2 separate regions of the Homo sapiens genome follow, and region 1 is linked to region 2. Evidence: chromatin contacts called from ENCODE Hi-C or POLR2A ChIA-PET data. All regions are on one chromosome and are shown on one strand. Each heading gives the region's core, a stretch centred on a gene start or an enhancer-like site at or near the end of the contact. The rest is flanking DNA. Distances are from core to core; before and after follow the strand shown.

Region 1 (3,415 bases), core at 653-3,152, 3.4 Mb before region 2:
TGATTGAAGCCCCCCATGCCACCCATGAGCTCCTCCTGGGGCTGAGTGGGAGCACAGCACAGACTCCTCCTCAGAGTGCTCCCAGGCAGCCGGCCCTGTTCTTATCTCAGGCCATCGCCCCTCCTCTGTGAGTCTGCCGCCACCCCTGACCTCTGAGAATATTGGGAGTCTCTGGCTGTGTGTGGGGGCTCTAAGGTTTGTTCCTCTATGCCTGTGATGCTGGGGTGTTTGGGGGCTCCACATTTGGAGGCTCAGCCCTGCACCTTCAGCACTGTCTGGGCTGGGACAGCAGCAGCTCTGCTGCAGGTGGCAGGGTGACCTCTCAGCTTGGGCTGGGGAGCTGGGAGCTGCCAGAAGTGGGAGTGGGGGATGGGGGCAGAAGCGAAGCACTTGGAAGAAACCAATGCAAGAAGCAGCACTGGCCATTTATTGTGACAGATACGGCCCACGGACCTGAAGTGCCCTCCACCATGGCCCCAAACCCAATGGCCTTCGCCCTCGGGGACTTATCACATCTGCACACAGTTGTGCTTTAGGAGCTGAGAGGAGTTCTGCCAGGGAACCACAAGGACCTCAAAGTCACAGCGCAGCTTCTGTGGAGGGAATATGGGGGAGAAGGAGGGGTGAGCCCAGCCTCGACCTGTCTCCTCCCAACAGCCAGCCCTCTGCCTGCCAGGCTGCTCCAGGCCAAGAGAGGGACAATCACTGACCCAACGGATGTCAAGCCGCATGTCTGGGGCTAGACTCCAGATCTTGGTAGCCAACTTCCCCATTCCCGAGGGAAGCCCCAGCTTCCTTTCTGCACCCCATCTTGGCCCAGAGGCTGACTCATCCAGAAGGACGACAGGTTCAGCCAGACATCTAGACATCTACGTGTCCAGCCAAACCAGTTCAGGATGGACAACCTGAGTGCCTGAGGCTCTGGGGAGGGCTGGGGCTGGAGGAGCCCAGCTGTTACCTCCTGCTGCGCCCCTGCTGCCAGGGGGCAAGTGGTGAGGTCGACGTGGTCTCCAGTGACCCTGGTCTTGCGGCAGTCTGTGCTCCCCATCTCCATCGTCAGGAAGTACTTGATGCCGGCCACCAGCTGGGGGCATAGGGTAGGGGCAGGTCAGGGGTCTTGACCCTTGATCCTCACTTCTCACCTCTTGATATATTCTCCTGTTGCCCCCAGGCACTCAGGTGGGGAGAGAGGGAGAGGGGATGATTCAGACGGGGTGGGGGGGGGTGGGGGGGGGTGGGGGGGGGAGTTCTGGTGGGGATGGAGGGTGGAGAGGCCTGGAGGCTGAGCCCCACCAGCAGCCTTGGCAGACATCAGACATGCCCCATCTAGGGAGCTGCCCACTGTCCCCACCTGCCTTCCCTCCTCCCCGATCCACCCCATCAGGGCAGAGACTAGGACCAGGCAAGCCAGGAAGGCAGGTAGTGCAATACAGGGTTTAATTATGTCTTTCCTTGAAATTTAGATGGTTGTCCATCGTGGAGTTTTAGCATTAATTCGATTTTTAAAATATTGCATGAAAATATCCCGATTGCGCTTTTAGGCCCCCTTCATGCACGCTGGGGCAGCGCCTGTGGCCTCCCCCATCTGGGCCGGGTGTCCCCTCCCAGCACCCCGCCCGCCGCACCTGGCTCTGCGCCTTGATGATGTGCGTGTCTCGGAAGTAGTAGATGCTGTTGCTGCCCATGTTGTAGCTGGCCACGGCCGCCTGCGCCGCCTTCTGCACCTGCGGGTCGTCGGGCGACAGGTCCCGGAGTTCTCCGACCATGCGCTCCTGCGGCCGGGCCCGGGCGTCGCGTGGCAGCGCCAGGAGGCAGAATGCGACCAGGGCCAGGCCCAGCGCCAGCGGGAGGTTCGAACGCGCCATGGCCGTCAGTGCCGTCGGAGCCCTCAGAGCCGTGAGTGCCGAGCTTGCGGCCGCGCAGCTTTTACCCGCTGGGCCGCCCCGCCCGACGCCCGCGATGCGCCCCCGCGGCCTGGAGCTGGGGCGGGGCTCGAAGTTGCCGGGGTCCTGCGAGGTTCAGGGAGCCCAGGAGGCCGAGGGGGCGGCGCGCACCCGCGTGCCAAGACGCTTCCCTGCCCTCCAGGACACACCTGGCCCGGGGAGGGAGAGGACAGCGACAGTCCCCAGCAACAAGTGCCAGTACAGGGACGGTTCACGGGAGGGCTGTCCAGAATGAACTACCAACCGCAGCTCTTCGTGGGCTCTTACTGTTGCCACCATTTCCTAGCTGTGTAACCTCGGAGAAGTCACTTAACCACTCGCTGCCTCAGTTTCCTCTTCTGTACAATGGGTGTTGTGAGGATTCAGTGAGCTGAAACAGGTAAAGTTCTTAGAAGAGGTCTGGTGCTGGATAAACAGCAGGTGAGTAGGACACATTACTGCTCAGCGCTGCCTGACAACCTTCCTGGAGCGCGAGTGACTAATGTTTCTACCTGGCCAGGCACCTAGGCATGCTTGTAATTCCAGCACTTTGAGAGGCCAAGGTGGGAGGACCACTTGAGCCAAGGAGTTCAAGTCAGTGAATCGTGATCTCACCACTGCAGCATTCCAGCCTGGGCGACAGAGCTAGACGCTGACTCAAAAAAAAAAAAAAAAAAAAAAAAAAAAAAGAAGGCCGGGCATGAGGGCTCACACTTGTAATCCCAGCACTTTGGGAGGCCGAGGCAGGCAGATCACTTGAGGTCAGGAGTTCAAGACCAGCCTGGCCAACATGGTGAAACCCCGTCTCTACCAAAAATACAAAAATTAGCCAGGCGTGGTGGCACACACCTGAATTCCCAGCTACTCAGAAGGCTGAGGCAGGGGAATTGCTTGAACCTGGGAGGCAGAGGTTGCAGTGAGCCAAAATGGCACCACTGCGCTCTAGCCTGGGTGACAGAGAGAGACTCTGTCTCACAAAAAAAAAAAAGAAAAAAGAAAAAAAATAGTTTCCACTTTACAGAGAAGGGAAAATGGATTTGCCCAAAGACACCGGCAGGAAATAAATGGTGACACTGGCTTGTGTGTGCTGACAGTCTAAGTCAAATCTGTGGTCTTAAACCAGACTGAGCCCACAGGACACAAACTGCCCAGAAGGAGGGGGTGTCAGTCATGTCAGCTCTGCCATCTTACTGACGGCATGGCTTTGGGCAAGTCCCTCAACCTCCCACACAGAGCCTCCGTGCCCTCGTCTGAAAGACACCTTATCTCCTAAGTTTGTTCTGATATTGATGTTTCGAATCTGGCTGTCCCGTGGATACAGTGAGCATGTGCTGGAGGTACCAGCAAACAAGGCCCATGACTGTGTTTTTAAAGACTCCAATAATTGCCAGGTGTGGTGGCTCACGCCTGTAATCCCAGCACTTTGGGAGGCCGAGGTGGGCAGATCACTTGAGGCCAGGAGTTCGAGACCAGCCTGGCCAACATGGTGAAAC
Region 2 (3,698 bases), core at 25-2,524:
TTTTTAGTAGAGACGGGGTTTCACCGTGTTAGCCAGGATGGTCTCGATCTCCTGACCTCGTGATCCGCCTGTCTCGGCCTCCCAAAGTGCTGGGATTACAGGCGTGAGCCACCGCGCCCAGCTGCTAACAGCACTTTTTAAAGTTTCCCATTGTTTTAGTGACAGGAAGTATACTGTTCCCCCTTCCCCTCATTTTGTAGACTGACCACAAGTCAGAGATTATTTTACCAGAAACTTTTTTTGGGGGGTTATTTTTTTTTTGAGACGGTCTCACCCAGTCACCCAAGCTGGAGTGCAGTGGCATGATCACGGCTCACCACAGCCTCAGCCTCCCATGTCAGCCTCCCAAGTAGCTGGGACTGTAGGCCCGCGCCATCACACCCAGCTAATTTTTGTGTTTTTTTTGTAGAGACGGGGTTTTGCCTTGTTGCCCAGGCTGATCTGAAACTCCTGGGCTTCTAAAGTGCCAGGATTACAGGCATGAGCCACTGGGCCGGGCCCTTTTTTTTTTTTTTAAAGGAAAAATGAGAAGGATGGCTTGTGCTTGTGAGGAGGAAGGGGATGCATTCATGGAATTCCCCAGCTCAGGAACTATTTCCAATCAATTTCCTGGTAGTTAAAACACTTCCTTGGCACCCCTGTTGTCATCTGTTGAAGAAATGTGGGCCAGAGGACACACTAGAGATGCTGGAATCGGGTGTCCAGAAAGGACACAAAACTGCCCTGTGGCAATGACATAATTTTTGTCAACTTTGGTTTCTTATCTATCTCAAAGTATTATAGTGAGGATTCCAGGAGAGACACCCAGAGGATCATGTGGTGGGCCTTAGATTTCATTCGTGTAATAAGTATTGAGCAACAGCTATTGGGTGGCGTGACTGACTGGATGGATGAATAAGGTGAAGATCTGGGCGCCAGGACTGGCTTTCTCAGGCAATTCCGTGATGAGGGGGCGGGTCTCGAGGTAGGTACCACGTGCACCTACTCGAGATTCTGCACCTACCCGGGGTTTTGACTGCCGGCCACGCGAGTTTGGCACGCCGGATGTGACGTCACCACCCGGTGGTTCCCGGAACCTGGCGGTGGGACCGGAAATCAAGTCTACAAGGCGGGGGGGTGCACAGATGACCGGAAGCGTGCCCTGGCGGCGCTGCCAGCCCCAGCTGGGAGCTGGTAGGGGAGTGCGAGGAAGGCGGGACGCAGGGCGGAGCCGCTGCAGGGGCGGGGCCTGCGGACAGGAGCCGGGGTTTGGGGCGGGAACCCCTCGTCCCCTGCAGACCCCGCCTGCTCGGGCGCGGGCGGCGGCGCGGCCATGAAGCTGAAGCTGAAGAACGTGTTTCTCGCCTACTTCCTGGTGTCGATCGCCGGCCTCCTCTACGCGCTGGTACAGCTCGGTGAGCGGGGCGGGGCGGGGGTGCGGCGGGCTGGCCCGAGGGCGCCCGCCGCCGTGCATCCCGCCCTGGGGATGAACCCCCGGCAAACACCATTCATCCGCTCGGCCCTCCGGACAGCTCTGCGGCCTCAGGCGCACTGCCCTCTATAGAACGCACCGCGGCTACCCGCCGCACCTCGGATGAAATCCAGACTCCTTCCCAGAGCCTGCAAGGCCCCGCATGATCCTGCTGCCGTCCGCCTCTCCCAACCCCATTTCCACCCCTCTCCCTCGCTCTGCTGCAGCCAGACTGGCTTGCTGACAGTTTCTCGAAAACCCCACGCTCATTACTCTCTCAAGCACTTAACTTGTTCCCTCTGCTTGGGGTGCTTTGCTTCCAGCGTTTCCCGGGCTGCCTCTTTCTCATCCTTCAGGTCTTAGCTCAAATGTCACCTCCTCAGAGAGGCCTTCCCTGACCACCATAGCTAAAGTTACCATTCTTAATTCCATTCCCTTTTATTCTCTATCCTGATTATTTTCTTCATGGCCCCATCACAGTTTGTAATAATGTTATTAATTTGTTTCTTTGCTTAGTGTCTGCTTCCTCCACTAAACAGAAAGCTCGATGAGGGCAGGGACTGTGTCTGTTTTGTTCCCTGCTGTATCCCCAGCACCTAAGGCAGTGCCTCCTAGGAAGAGTATTCAATAAATATTTATCCTACGATGGAATCAATGAATTTAACAATGAGTCTTTGGTCACCTAGCCAAGGGAATGGATCGAACCCTGCCCCTTATGCAAAGATTTAGGGACAGTGCCACTGCGTTATCCTCAGGTATTTGAAAGACTGTCCAAAAGGGGTTCCATAGTGTAATGGTTAGTTGGCACCTTGGACTCTGAAAAGACTGTCCTGTTTAAGGACATGAGCTTGTTAGAAGCCCAGAAGGCAAAATTAGGACCAGCAGGTAGAAAAGATGGAATCAGCTCAATATCCAACATAAAATTGTAACAATGGAATTTATTAAAGTTGGAGAGGGTCTGCTGCTTGAGGCAGTGAGTTTCCCACACGAGAGGTATAGAAAAGGCTACTAGGGAAGTCATAAGGTGATACCTGCATTGGTTAGGAATTAATGAGACGATTACGGCCCTTTGGGATGCTGAACATTCTGCGGTTCTCTGTCCCCACCTTCTTTCCCCATTAATGCTTCCTGGGACCAGGCCAGCCATGTGACTGCCTTCCTCCCCTGCGGGCAGCAGCCGAGCAGCTACGGCAGAAGGATCTGAGGATTTCCCAGCTGCAAGCGGAACTCCGACGGCCACCCCCTGCCCCTGCCCAGCCCCCTGAACCCGAGGCCCTGCCTACTATCTATGTTGTTACCCCCACCTATGCCAGGTATGGGCTCTGGTGCACTCAAGAGGTCTGCGTTGTCCAAGAAGTTGGAGTTGATGATGAGGAGTTTGGGGAGGCACTGGGCTAGGAGTTGTTCCTCAAACTAGAGCATGCCAAAGACAGGATAAATGAACCACATTTATACTCAAATATTTGTGGGAAAATAGTTCTTTTTCAGGCTGGGTGTGGTGGCTCACGCCTGTAATCCCAGCACTTTGGGAGGCCGAGGCGGGTGGATCACCTGAGGTCAGGAGTTCGAGACCAGCCTGGCCAACATGGCAAAACCCCGTCTCTACTAAAAATACAAAATTAGCCAGGCGTGGTGGCGCATGCCTATAATCCCAGCTACTGGGGAGGCTGAGGCAGGAGAATCCCTTGAACCTGAGAGGCGGAGGTTGCAGTGAGCTGAGAGTGCGCTATTGCACTCCAGCCTGGGCAACAAGAGTGAAACTCCATCTCAAAAACAAAACAAAACAAAAGAAAAAAGAAAAAAAATAGTTCTTTTTCTAGAAGGAAAATACAAAATTTCTACCAAATTATAAGATAGAACAATAACATTTCAAAGAAATTTTGAGCTTGGCAGTGAATTAACTCTCTCTCCTTAGGGACCGTTTGGCAAGAAAGTTAAAACCCCCTGATTAAAGTTGAAAGGGCTTGTCTGGGCGCAGTGGCTCACGCCTGTAATCCCAGCACTTTGGGAGCCCGAGGCTGGCGGATCGCCTGAGCTCAGGAGTTTGAGACCAGCCTGGGCAACATGGTGAAACTCTTGTCTCTGAAAAAAAAAAAAAAAAAAAAAAAAAGTTAGCTAGGCGTGATGGTGCATGCCTGTAATCTCAGCTACTCTGGAGGCTGAGGTGGGAAGATTGCTTGATCCTGGGCGGCGGAGGTTGCAGTGAGTGGAGATCATGCAGCCTGGGCGACAGAGAGAGCCCATTTCA

What was found. Hi-C counts contacts between places; a loop is a spot of excess contacts on that map. ChIA-PET counts read pairs that join two places held with the same protein, here RNA polymerase II (POLR2A).
Region 1: a loop to region 2 is called in a map of tibial artery, with 30 times the contacts of the local background. The contact joins the promoter of CST6 here to the promoter of B3GAT3 in region 2. A Hi-C loop is called at or near these places in 1 of 168 maps with a recorded cell type or tissue (tibial artery). POLR2A ChIA-PET finds 5 or more read pairs at or near these places in 1 of 52 experiments (activated B cell).

Annotation. Positions count from the first base shown.
Region 1 is chr11:66,010,495-66,013,909 of GRCh38, reverse strand. CST6 (cystatin E/M) reads right to left here and starts at 1,902. Exons shown (of 3, transcript NM_001323.4): 1 at 1,626-1,902; 2 at 959-1,084; 3 at 405-593. The coding sequence starts at 1,865. The coding sequence ends at 510. RefSeq lists an enhancer at 1-420.
Region 2 is chr11:62,619,562-62,623,259 of GRCh38, reverse strand. It overlaps B3GAT3 (beta-1,3-glucuronyltransferase 3), which reads left to right and starts at 1,274. Exons shown (of 5, transcript NM_012200.4): 1 at 1,274-1,394; 2 at 2,589-2,763. The coding sequence starts at 1,313. RefSeq lists a silencer at 1,150-1,559 and an enhancer at 1,428-2,021.